Linked DNA regions of Homo sapiens: region 2 is linked to region 1. Evidence: chromatin contacts called from ENCODE Hi-C or POLR2A ChIA-PET data. All regions are on one chromosome and are shown on one strand. The core of a region is the stretch at or near the end of the contact, and the rest is flanking DNA. Distances in the headings are between cores, read along the strand shown.

What was found. Hi-C counts contacts between places; a loop is a spot of excess contacts on that map. ChIA-PET counts read pairs that join two places held with the same protein, here RNA polymerase II (POLR2A). Pooled maps may share reads with other maps.
Region 2: a pooled map shows a loop between it and region 1 (2.3-fold over the local background). The contact joins two enhancer-like sites. A Hi-C loop is called at or near these places in 3 of 50 pooled maps. POLR2A ChIA-PET finds 5 or more read pairs at or near these places in 2 of 52 experiments (Caco-2 and activated T-cell).

Annotation. Positions count from the first base shown.
Region 1 is chr21:34,984,186-34,990,313 of GRCh38, forward strand. The region is part of intron 2 of RUNX1 (RUNX family transcription factor 1); the gene reads right to left. Among named protein-coding and RNA genes, the nearest start is that of RUNX1-IT1, 52 kb to the right of the region's middle. RefSeq lists enhancers at 3,185-3,234, 5,866-5,975. Within about 2 kb of position 2,971, at least 8 of the 41 ENCODE cell types and tissues checked have a DNase peak (open chromatin) inside an H3K27ac peak, as active enhancers do.
Region 2 is chr21:35,147,536-35,153,663 of GRCh38, forward strand. No RefSeq gene overlaps it. Among named protein-coding and RNA genes, the nearest start is that of RUNX1, 100 kb to the left of the region's middle. Within about 2 kb of position 2,321, at least 3 of the 41 ENCODE cell types and tissues checked have a DNase peak (open chromatin) inside an H3K27ac peak, as active enhancers do.

The DNA.
Region 1 (6,128 bases), core at 1,721-4,220:
ATTTGGAGTAAGAGAGAAGGAAGAGTAGCTAGAGAAAAAAATGTGGAAAAAGCAGTGATAATAAGATAACAGAAGAAATCATCACAGTGTGAAAAAGCAAGGCCAAGGATGGATAATTTGTTCTTGGAGGATGAAGTGGCCTAGACTATAAGCCCCAGAGTAGCAAATCAGTTAGCAAAGTGGCCAATCTCAGTATGTCATTGTGCACCAGAAGGTCCCATATGAGGGCAGAAAAAAAACTATAGAACTATACACAGTCTTCCATATAACTTATCTGTGGGGGAGGCCACTGCAATAGCTACGGCTCTTTGGTGCGCTGTGGAGGAAAAATGGTTTGAGATTCACTATTTCAGAGGAAGTGGTGGCAAAAGGAAGAAGAGAAAGAAGTTGGTGGCTTGCAGAAATAGCAGAATCAAAAAGAAGAGTATTTTAAGACAAGAGAAATGCCCAGCCAGTGGAGAGAGACCAGGAGTGGAGAGGAGAGAAGTGCAGGAAGGAAAAGAAGGGAATGAAGGGTTGATGGAACAGTTCTAGAGGAAGCTGGAGGGCTTGAGTGCAGAAGCACAGTTATGTGGCACATGTCTGCAAAGTAGTTGGGCAAATACAATGTCCATCAGAGAGAGGTCACATGAAGATGCAGATAGACCCCGTCATGTGAAGGAAGGAAGTGATCAGGTACTTTCCATAGAACTCATTTCTCTTCTCAGGAATACAGGGGTGACAGGATCTTCCCAGAGGACAGGCTGCATGGTATGGGGGTCAGGGCTGGCAGCCCAGGCCAGGTTTGGAATAGCCCCAAAATATATAGCATGGTAGGAGGTTGTGCATGGATATATTGAGTATTCAGTGCACAGGTTAGGATGAAAAAATTGTGTCAAAGTAGTTATGTGATTCCAATAATACTTAGAAGACTTAGAACAAGAGCAGAGAAAGTAAGTGGTCATCCTGAGTTAATAAATGAAGGTAAAGAACTTAGCACTCCATTGAAAGGTACAGTAATTTAATATTGATATTAGATTGATGGGTCCTTCATTTCCCTATGGTCTCATCATAGTTTCTTGCAATAGGGATGACAGAGCAGGGAGTAATAGGCTGCCAGCAGGACCTCAATGGAGTGACCCAGTCTTGGGTTCAGGCCCATCGGGGCAGAACTAGGTTTGTCAAAGGGTGCTTGCTGACTGGCTTGGAGAGCAGAGGTAGCCAGAGGTGTCTGGGGTCACCATGAAGACGGCAAGTACAATCTGTAGGAGTGGAATAGGCAGGGAAGGAGTAGAAGCTGTGGATGGAAGAACATTCCAGAATGTGAGATCTTGGAGATGACACGATTTTTTCTCTGAAAGCTCTCAGCCCATGGTGAGCATTAAAACACTCTCAGGGCAACCACACACCAATCCCTATACTGACCCCTACTCCAAATGTTTAGGGTGGAGCCCTTTGGGGATACCATATGGGGGTTTCTTTAATATTCCTCAGTGGACTTGGCTTCCTTTCTCACAGACAGACAGGGACTGTTATGAATGGGGTACACACCTATTTTATTCACTCATATTTTATTATCCTATATTATATTATTATAGTCATTTCACTGCCACCAACATTTCCTTCTCCAACGATGTGGTATGCGGTGTAACAAATGGTTTTAGAGAAAGTGTCTGGTGGTCTATCAACAACTCTGACCAGACTTTTTTTTTTTTTTTTTTTTTTTGAGACAGGGTCTCACTCTGTCACCCAGGCTGGAGTACAATAGCACGATCATGGTCGCTGCAGCCTCAACCTCCTAGGCTCAAGAGATACTCCTTGTCTCAGCCTCCAAAGTAGCTGGTACTACAGGCATGCACCACTACACTGGGCTAATTTTTGTATTTTTTGTAGAGATGGGTTTTGCCATGTTGCCCAGGCTGATCTCGAACTCCTGGGCTCAAGGGATCCCGCCTCAGCCTCCCAAAATGCTGGGATTTCAGGTATGAACCATTGCACCCAGCCCAGACTGTTTTGGCTGATCATTTATGTCCCTAGATACTGTCCACTGTTTCACCTTCCAGTCTGCCTTGCATTAACTTTCAATGCTCTTTCCATCAAATCACACTGGGTCCTATGTCAAAGGCTGGCACTGTTTGTTTCCTCAAACCTGAAAGTTGAAAGGTCAAGATTCAACATCATGCACCAAGAGTTTAGTCTGTGGAGGAGGTCTCAAAATTGAGGATGGAATAACTAACTCCACAAGATGGGGGCAGGGAGCAGGAGATATGTGGCATTTAGCAAAAAAGCCATGGTTCCCTATGTGTCTCCCAAATATCCACATCTACCTAGAACCTCAGGTTGTCACGCTTTTTGGAAATAAGGTTTGTGTAAATGTGATTTGTTAAGATGAGGTCATACTAGATTAGGTTGGCTGCTAAATTCAATGATCAGCATCCTTATAAGAAGAGGAGAAGACACACAGGGGTACACAGAGAGATGCCATGCGAAGACAGAGGCAGAAACTGGAGTAATGCAAAGATGACTCAAGGGATGTCAAGGGTTGCTGGGAGTCACCAGATGCTGGGGGAAGCAAGGAAGGATCCTCTCCTGGAGCCTTCAGAGGGAGCACAGAAATGCCAGCGCCTTGATCTTGGAATTCTAGCCTCTAGGGCTGTAAGAGAATACATTTCTGTTGTTTTAAACCACACAGTTTGTGGCAATTTGTTATGGCAGCCACAGGAAACTAACACAGTCCCCTAACCTCAACCACTGAGCTTCACTGACTAGCTGGGAAGTTTCTCCCAGGAGGCCATGTTGTCCCTGAAGCCAGTCCCAATGGGACCGACATGATTGACAGGCCAGGGAAGCCTCACCCCACAAGGCTGCATGCCCAGGTAAGTGTGTTTCTTGCACCGCCCTTGCCATGACAATGGCTTGTTCTGACTTACGGCTTTGTTACTTTGAACTTCAATCAATGGCTGAAAGAGGAACGTTGTTTTGACTAGGCTCGGGGTTTCTAAACTCCCCACTGTGTGGTTTCCAGGTCAGACAGTCAGGCTTTGTTCTGTGAATCATTGCTGAAAGATTCAATTAAATCTCGCTTCGTCCGCCTTGTGGCCAGGGTTTCAGTGACTTAGCAAGAACAGGAGCATGTAGCCAGTTGCTGAGGAAAGCCAGACATTTGAGGGGAGCGGGCTGCTGACACGAGGCAGGGAGCACAGAGATCTTCGGGGCTCCAGACAGCGGTGAAGAATGAAGTCCCCAGGCGCCCAGCTTCTTGGCTGAGAAGGCAGCTGTTGATTCCTGACATACTAATTTAGGACCCGAAAGAGAAAGTGAGGGGGCTTTGTAAAATCACTTAAAGGAGGCTGAATGTCAAGGGGGAGATGAGCCATGTGTTAGCACCACTGTCCTTTTCACGCAGGCATGAGAAAGAATCACAAATGTGAGTCTGGTTGAGATCTTTATGGTTAGGAGGCCTCCTTTGAAGTCTGACATCGCTAAAAAAATTCTCATAAAACCAAAGAGGGGGAAAAAAAGAGCATTTTATCCTAGCTAGGAGAGCACCAAAGTATGTGGAAAGGAGAAAAGGCTACAGCCCTCTGCAGAAACAGGAATTCGGCAGAACCCCAAGTCACTCAGAAAAGAGAAAATGAAAGACAAGATTTCTTGAAGTGCCTGGAAAATGCTAGCTTCGTGTGCAGACTTGCTCTAGAGGGGACAGTCTTGTGTGATGCCAGAGATCCAGGCTGATGAACAACTCCCATCCCCAGGGCACAGGTGGCCTGAAATCACGGAGATTCTTAGAACCTCAGTTTGGTTTCTTATTTATAGAATGAGACAATTCATGCCACCTCTCTTTTCTCTTGCAGGATTTTGTGGGGCTCAGAGGAGTTGCTGTTTGTGAATTCACTCTGTAAATTTCTAGCATCCTATAATTGTAGACAAGTCAGTATGCGCCCCTCCTCAAGGCTGGGCTTAGGATCCCAAGACATCCCTATTGCCTGCACCACATCGGGTGCCAGCTAAGGTAGAGGAGGGGTGCCAAGGAAGATCAGAGAAGCCCAGCTCCTGGTGCCCCTGGGGTCAGTACGGTCCTTCTTCCCTTGTATCTGCAAAGGACTTGTGGACACAGCCGGGGGAAACATGGTTGCTAAGAGACTGGCATTGCTGCACTTTCGAGGACACCAGGCGTGTAGTCTCATCTTTCATCAACATTCCTGGGGCTGCTCCTTTCATACATGAGCCCAGAAGGACCAGGGCGGTGCAGATCCCAGGGAAGGGGATGGCAGGGCTCAGCTGCCCAGCCTGCTGTCCTGCTGTGGCTCTGTGCTGCAGCATCATCTAGTACTTTCAAAAACTGTGCTGTGGGCACTCGCCTCGGCTCCTGTACAACTGTCCTTCCCATCTCCATCTGCCAAACTCATTCTTACCCCTAGGACCTGCTGAGATGCTGCCTCTACCATGAAGCCATCCCTGAGAACAGTAGCTTGTTATTTCTACTGCTGCTTCCAGCTTTGATTGGCTCTTCCCTACTCATCCCCTCACCTGACATCCGGACAGTGTGTGCAACAACTTATTATGATTATTATTGGGATGGTCTCCTCCGGCACCCATAATCCTGTCCTGAGTGAGCACCCTGCACATGAGGTTGTTTGAGAACACTGGCTGAACCTGTCAACAGTTGGTGGATTCTGATCCAGTAGCTGATAGTGGGCAGGAGAATAGGGGTGTGGCTTTCCAGGCTCTGAGGCCCCCACATCCTCAAAGGGAACTGAGATGATCCCAATAGGTGCAGGTTCAGGCAAAGTGGAGAGATCCAGAACATGTGCCTTTGGCTGGCCCAGATCTCTCTCTCTCTCTCTCTCTTTTTTTTTTTTTAGATGGAGTTTCACTCTGTTGCCCAGGCTGGAGTGCAATGGCATGATCTCAGCTCACTGCAACCTTCACCTTCCACGTTCAAGCGATTCTCCTGCCTCAATCTCCTGAGTAGCTGAGATTACAGGCGCCCGCCGCCACACCCAGCTAATTTTTGTATTTTTAGTAGAGACGGGGTTTCTCCATATTGGCCAGGCTGGTCTTGAACTCCTGGCCTCAGGTGATCTGACTGTCTCTGCCTCCCAAAGTGCTGGGATTACAAGTGTGAGCCACGGCGCCCGGCCCCAGATCTCTTTATACTGATCTTTGCCATTCTCTACTCTGCTTGGGGTAGCTTCTTAGTTCGTACTACAGCTTAAATGACTGATAGTTTTACCTTTCTAGGAGAGCTGACTTCTCAGAGGTTACCTAAGCTTGAAGTCAAAGGCATGAGGCTGTGCTAGGAGGTGTGGGGGAGGAAGTTACTTTTGGAAGCCAGGGTCTTTCCCAGGCTTCTGAAATCATCCCCTTGGGCAACTGCCTGGCATGATGTGTCCCTGATTAAAGCAGTTTCTCTCCTCCTAGTCTACTTGGGAAGCTCTGAGGATGATTCTTTCTCTTTTGATACATCAAATCCACCCAAAGCAGCTTCTGAAAAAACTATGAAAAACTGGCCACAGGAGTGTTTGTTCTGGTAGAATTTAAATGTCTTTGTGCTGCAAAAGCTGAAATGTCTAGTAAGATTTCTGACCAAAGCCTTTCAGCTCACTATAAGCATTGGCACGAAGGGTAAACCACAGGGATCCAGCTCTTACAATGCTTCATTCCCTTCTGCAGGCCCTAGAGACTCCCTGGGCTTTGCCTGCCACATCTGTACACTGGGGAGAAGGTGGATTACCTCTTACGCTCCAAGTAGCAAGTCATTTAACCTCACTCCTCATGGGTTGGGGACGGGAGCATGCTCACAGGGTGGAAGGAGGATGAAACGGATGCACAGTAAATGTGAGCTGTTTTCACAATTACAAGTCTCACCTCCCACTCTGAGCTTCTATGACTCTATCGTTCATTTTTCTGCACAGGGACTGACTCAAGGCTCTAAGGTTCTATCTCTGTGCTGCTGCACTGAGCTGCTCCCTCCTGAATGTCTCTGCCTGTCAGTTTCATTCAGAGACCCCTGACCACCAGTAATCATCAGATATTTCATGCAGCTGGGTGAGGCATCAGATCCGACAAAATAGGAAGATTCTTTTTAAAACCAGAATCTCTAAAATGAGTTTGTTTGTGATGCAAGTAGGGTCTGGATCCTACAA
Region 2 (6,128 bases), core at 1,071-3,570, 160 kb after region 1:
AGGGTTGGGAGAGGAGGGGTGGTGCAGGGGATGGAGAGAGAAGGTCCTTTGTCTGGAACTTTTCATTACTGAGGGGTTTTACCAAAGAAGCAATTCTTTTCACACGCTATGTCTCACCTTGAGTTCTTATCCGCTGGGGACATAGTTGATCAATGATGTAATTCTACAATTATTTAAGGATAGTGATTCTTTTATTCTCACAAAGGGTTTGCTGAAAATTAAAAGAAGCCTGCAGTCATTTATTTTAATCTCCCAAGATTGTTTATTGTTCCTACAAGTCAGGACAGCCTCATCTTTGGAAAACACATTCCAGGAGAAAAGCTGATAAAATGATCGCATTGTTAGATGGGTGGGGTTTTGCAAGGTAGAATCCGTTGATGGTCTTTTAAAGCAGCACTTTATATTTTATCTTATGGTATTTCTGAAGTGCATGGATGGTCATTTGGTGCAAATGATAACTGTTCATTTACCTTTAGAGACTTTGTAATCATTGAGAAGACAATAAATGTATATAAATTATAAACTTCAATAATAAGTTCTTGAAAATGTTCATTTCCTGTGCCATTTCCTTCCTATGCATTGCCATACAGCTCTTTGTATGTATAAATGAGGAAGAAGATATGCACTTAAGATGATTTCTTTGAATATTATAAGCCTCCCCGCTTCCAATACAATTAATCACCTTCCCATGTGTGATGGAAACTGCAAAATACTTTTTTTCCTTGTGTTATAAAAATATCCCTTGATTGTCAACTTTTAGTTTTTAAGTGCTTTGATCTACTTTGAATGTGAAGAGTGCAGGGTCCCCAAACTAAGTGGGTGGCCTCCACCCTATGGTGTGAGAAAAAGCTGTGAATTTTCCCCCTTATTTTTTATGTCCATGGGTTTCTTATTTAGAGGAAAATTTAATACACAATTGGTACCTTTGCAGTTAGCTCACCCAAATGTTATTTGTTTAAGAGGTATTTGATGTCCAACATACCGAGTGATTTTTTTTTTTTACAAGACTTATTTAAGCTCTTTTCCTAGGAAAAAGATGTTGCCTTTCTGCCAAGGGCATATTATCTTCAAAAACTGGCATTTTTAGCCTTTTTTCCGCAACTTGAATTTTCCACATCTTAAATTGTCTCAGGTCTGTGAACTGTAGATTGGGAGAATTAGAAAAGATCTTCCTTCCTAGTAGCTGACATTCCTTGCTTAGGAAACTTTACACAGTCTCCCTCATTTGATGGAAAAAGCAATCATTAAGCATTAATGGGAGAACAGCAAAATCTTCAAAATCTGACTCATTTTAGATAAACACTTTCTAGCTTTCAAATCTATTCTAAGCCACTATAATGCTCACCATGTTTAAAATGGAAAGAAATACTTTCCGAGGTAAATACCCAATGAACCGAAATAAATAGAAATCCAGTTATGATGAAAAATATTAAAGGAAAAAGACTAAATGAACTTTCAAACCCTCTAAAGAGAGAGTAGTTCACCTGTTATAACACGTGTAAGGAGGTGAATAAATTGTGTCAACTAATTTCCCAAATACAAGATCAACTCTCATATCTATAGGGGAGATAACTAATTGAACCATGACCCCAGCAATAAAATTCAGCACATCTCTGAAGATGAATATTAACGTGGTTTGGGAGAGAATGTGCTTGAGATATTAATGTTTTTAAGAACCAAGTTGTGGTTTCTTAGGCTAAAATTGCATGGCTACATTTGCTGTGCCAAGAATAGAGTTTCATACTCTCCGAAAACAGCATGACTCCAGTGAGATGTTTGGTCGGGGATCCCAATCGTGTAAGATACTGTGCAATTATGTCTACTTCCTTCCTGTCCCTAAATTCTACCAATTCCAAGTGCCTTTGGAACAGTGTGATCAGCACTTAGATAAAGGTAGTAAGGGCCCACCAGTCCTTGGATGTTCTCCTGGGCTTCATGAAAGAAAAGTCTGCAGCAGGTAAAGACTGGGGTCAATGGCTCCCTCAGTCCAAACTGGACAGCCTTGGGAGGAGGCCACTCATGAAAATTTGGCTACAGAGATATGTTAGCCGTCTTTGTAACCAGTACTTTAAAAATAAAATACAATAAAATAAAAAGATTCTTCAAGAGTACTCATGCAGGCCTCAGTGTTAATGTCTGCTCTTGGACTTGAAAACATTCTTGCCCCCTCCATAAACATTCTTTCCCACTGCTGAAAGCTGTTGAATGCTTGTCAGGCTTATTCAAAATTTGATGACCTTAATGGAAACCCCCAAAGATGACAACAGATAAAGAATAAAACCAGGACATATCACTTGTAAACACAGTCAATGCATCCATTTCTTGTTTTTCAATTAATCATCTCTTGAGCTAAGAGCTTAGAAATTCCATTCAGATTTAGACATTCTTTTAAGAGTATGCGTCTGATTTCCAAATTACCAGCCCGATAGTTCTGACTAATGGAAAATAATGCACTACTTTGCTTCAGGCAAAGTCAAGTATTTGATTTTCATAGAACCAACTTTCGATTAACTATTCTGTGGCTGTGTTTATCTACCATGACCTTTAGCTGATCTGTTCCAAACTGGTCAGGAAGAAAGAAGTGGTCTTAGAGGAAGCAAAGTCTGTTGGAAGTAACTCTGAACTGGAGTGTCAAGAAATCTTTCATTTCTTCTGTTCATGATTTTTGATAATTTATCTTCCCTGTGTCTTATTTTCTCATTCTGTAAAAAGAAGGAAATTTAAAAAATGGCATCTTACAGGGATCAAAGATGCTAGGAAAGATGAAAAAGGAGTAAAAATGTCATTCCTGATGGACCTCAAGGGCATTATGCTTAGTGAAAAAAAAGTAAATGGCAAAAGATTTTGTGCTGTTTGATTCCATTTATATAACATTCTTAAAAGAACAAAATTATAGAGATGGAGAACAAGTTGGTGGTTGCCAGGGTTGATGATGCTGCGGTATGAATGTAAGAAGGTGACCTGAGGGGGTCACAGAGTGACCTCTGTAGTAACAGAGCAGTTCTGCCTCTTAGTTGCACTGGTAGTTACCCAAATCAATACACTAGATAAAGTTGCATAGAATTTCACGCACACACACATGCACACATACAAACATACAAGTATTAACCACATGTAAAAAATGGTGAAAATTAAACAAGATCTGCAGTACAGTTAAGAGCCAAACAATTGATGTTCTAACAACATCAGTTTCTTGGTCTTGATATTGTACTGTGGTTATACAAAATGTTATCATTAGGGGAAGCTGGGTGAAGGGTACACTGGACTCTGTGTATTATTTTTGTAACTTTCTGGGAATCTATAGTTATTTCAAAATAAAACTTTAAAAATGTTATTATGTACCTGACCTTAGGATTCTTCTTAACCAATCTCATGTTCCCTGTGTGTATGATTACAATAAAAATAAAAGTAGAAGTATTTTTTTCGAAAAAGAGAAAGTGGTGAGAGAGTGGCAAATGTTACATGGAGTGGGATGAGTCACAGGAAAACCATGAAACACAGTTCTCTTCTTGTAACTTAACTTTGCATAAAAGTGAATACAATGATTCCTTGTTTAACACCACTCTGAACTTAAAAGCAAAATTCTTAGGAAGAGCCTTTTGAAATCTAAGACTTTTGTAAGTTGAGATGCCATGGAACATTTGTTCCATGGGCTGCCTCACAAAAACAAAGAATTTGTAGTAAACTAAGTTTGAAAATGTTAAACATAATTTTTTTCCCTGGCTCTCTTTTCAAAATGATATTTTAAAAAAACACATACCTTTGAAAAACAGACTCCAGACTTCTACTTCCTGAAATAGTAGATGGGATGATGCAGATGATTTGGACCAACTCTATGCTAAGACAACTTGAAATCGAGGCAAAACATACACACACGTATCACTGTCATCTTCATTATCATCATCATCTAATTGAAGGCATTGGAAAGCTCTTAATGCAGTAAAGGCCAAGATCCAAGAGAAAGCAGAAACAGAGAGATGAAATTTACCCTAAGGCAGAGGCCAGTACTGGAAGAGGGAGGAGAGTTCTCGAGAGAGAACTTGCAAAGGTAATCAGGGCCTTTGCCAGCTTCGCGTAGTGAGTGGGAGAAAAATGGAAGTCCAGGGCCCACCCAGAAGAAGCTTCTGGATAACCTTCCATGCTTTAGATTAAGACAGGCAAGTACTATATCCTGGGAGCAAGGGTGGATGAAAAGTGAAGTAGCCTTACAAGAACTGAAGTCTGTTTTATGATTATCTCAGTCCTTGAAATTGATCCTAGAATGCTGATACTTCTGGCCACCTGCTATAAAGAAAAATAAACCTTCCTTCTTTATCTAGGTTAAAGATAAAGTCTTCAATCATGTTTATACTTTTTTATATACATGAGACAGTCAATCAAACATATTAAGGCACAGAGAAGAATAAGAAAAGAAAAATAGAAACAGACCCAAAGGGGCTCCAGATAATAGTTACCAAGCACAGGATTTAAAATAACAATGCTTAAACGGTTAAGGAGATTACAAGAAAAGATAAGAAATTTTGATGAATAATTGGGACCTGTAAGGATAACTAAAGGGAAATGTTAGAGCTGAAAAGTGCAATAGCTAAAATTAGAAACAGTGGAAGGACTGAAGCATATCAAAGAGTAAGAGAGAGTCAGTGAATTGAAAGATAGATTTAAAAAAATTCAGAAGGAGGCATAGAGATAAAAAAAAGTATGAAAAATATAGAAGAAAGGGTAAGAGACAGAAGTTCTAACATAGATGTCATGAGGTTCCTTTTAACAGAATAACAGAATGAGAATGATGTAGATACGTTATATGTAGAGGCCTTGACTGACCATTTTCCAAACTGGCAGAAAATATCAAGCTAGAGGTTCAAGAAGCAAGATAAATTCAGAGAAAACTACATCAGAGAAAATGGCTGAAAACCAAGGACAATGAGAAAATCTTAAAAGAGACTAGAGGAAAAAAGAAACACTAATTTTGGAGAAGGAACATTAATTCACAGTTGCTGCCTTGAAAATTAAAAAATAATAAAATGATAAAATAAAATAAAAATAATGAAAACCAGAAGATAATAAAAGAAATTCTGAAAGTTATCCTCCAACCTGGAATTCTATATAGGGTGAAAATATTCTTCAAGAATGAAGACATGAAAACAAAATAAAGACAATTTCAGACCAAGAACCCCACCAAAACAAACAAAAAACCCAGGGAATTTGTCACTAGTAAACCTGAACTAAAGAGGATATTAAAGATATTTTTCAGGAAGAAGGAAAATGATTCCAGGAAGGAGCAAAAAGCAAGAAAAGGCAAATATGTCTGTAAATTGAAATGCATCTTGACTATACCAATCTATAATAATAACACTTGAATAGAATATGAAATATTCCAGGCATGGTGGTGCACACTTGTAATCCCAGCACTTTGGGAGGTTGAGGCGGGTGGATCACTTGAGGTCAGGAGTTTGAGACCAGCCTGGCCAACATGGCAAAACCCCATCTCTACTAAAAATATAAAAATTAGCAGGGCATTGTGGCGTGCACCTGTAGTCCCAGCTACTTGGAAGGCTGAGGCAGGAGAATCGCTTGAACCTGGGAGGCAGAGATTGTAGTGAACTGAGATTGTACCACTGCACTCCAGCCCGGGTGACAGAGCAAGAATCTGTCTCAAAAAAAAAAAAAAAAAAAAGAAATACGTATGCAATTAAAATAAATGACAACAACAGCAATAAGTTAGAAGGGAGTGAAAAGAAGTCTTTGCATTAACTGAGATGAGGCAAAGAGTACTGATTTATATCATATTTGAGTAAGTCAGGAAAGCCAGCTGCAATCTCTAGGTAAGCTGTAAAAAAATACTGAAAGAGTGTTAACCATCACACTCATATTCTACTTCATAATCAAAATAGAATAAATTTTAAATATTCCATAAAAGCAAAAGAACACAAGGATGAAGAAAAAAGAAATATAGAAACAGGTAGAAGTAAAAAGCAAATAATAGAATAATAAATTATGCCCTAAATATATCAGTATTAATAGTAGCATAGTGATTGTAAACTGTGTTCTTAGGGACTGACAATAATACTAGCCATTAATTTGTTGAAGTAATACTGTCTGCTAACTACTTAACATGAAGTAACTCATTT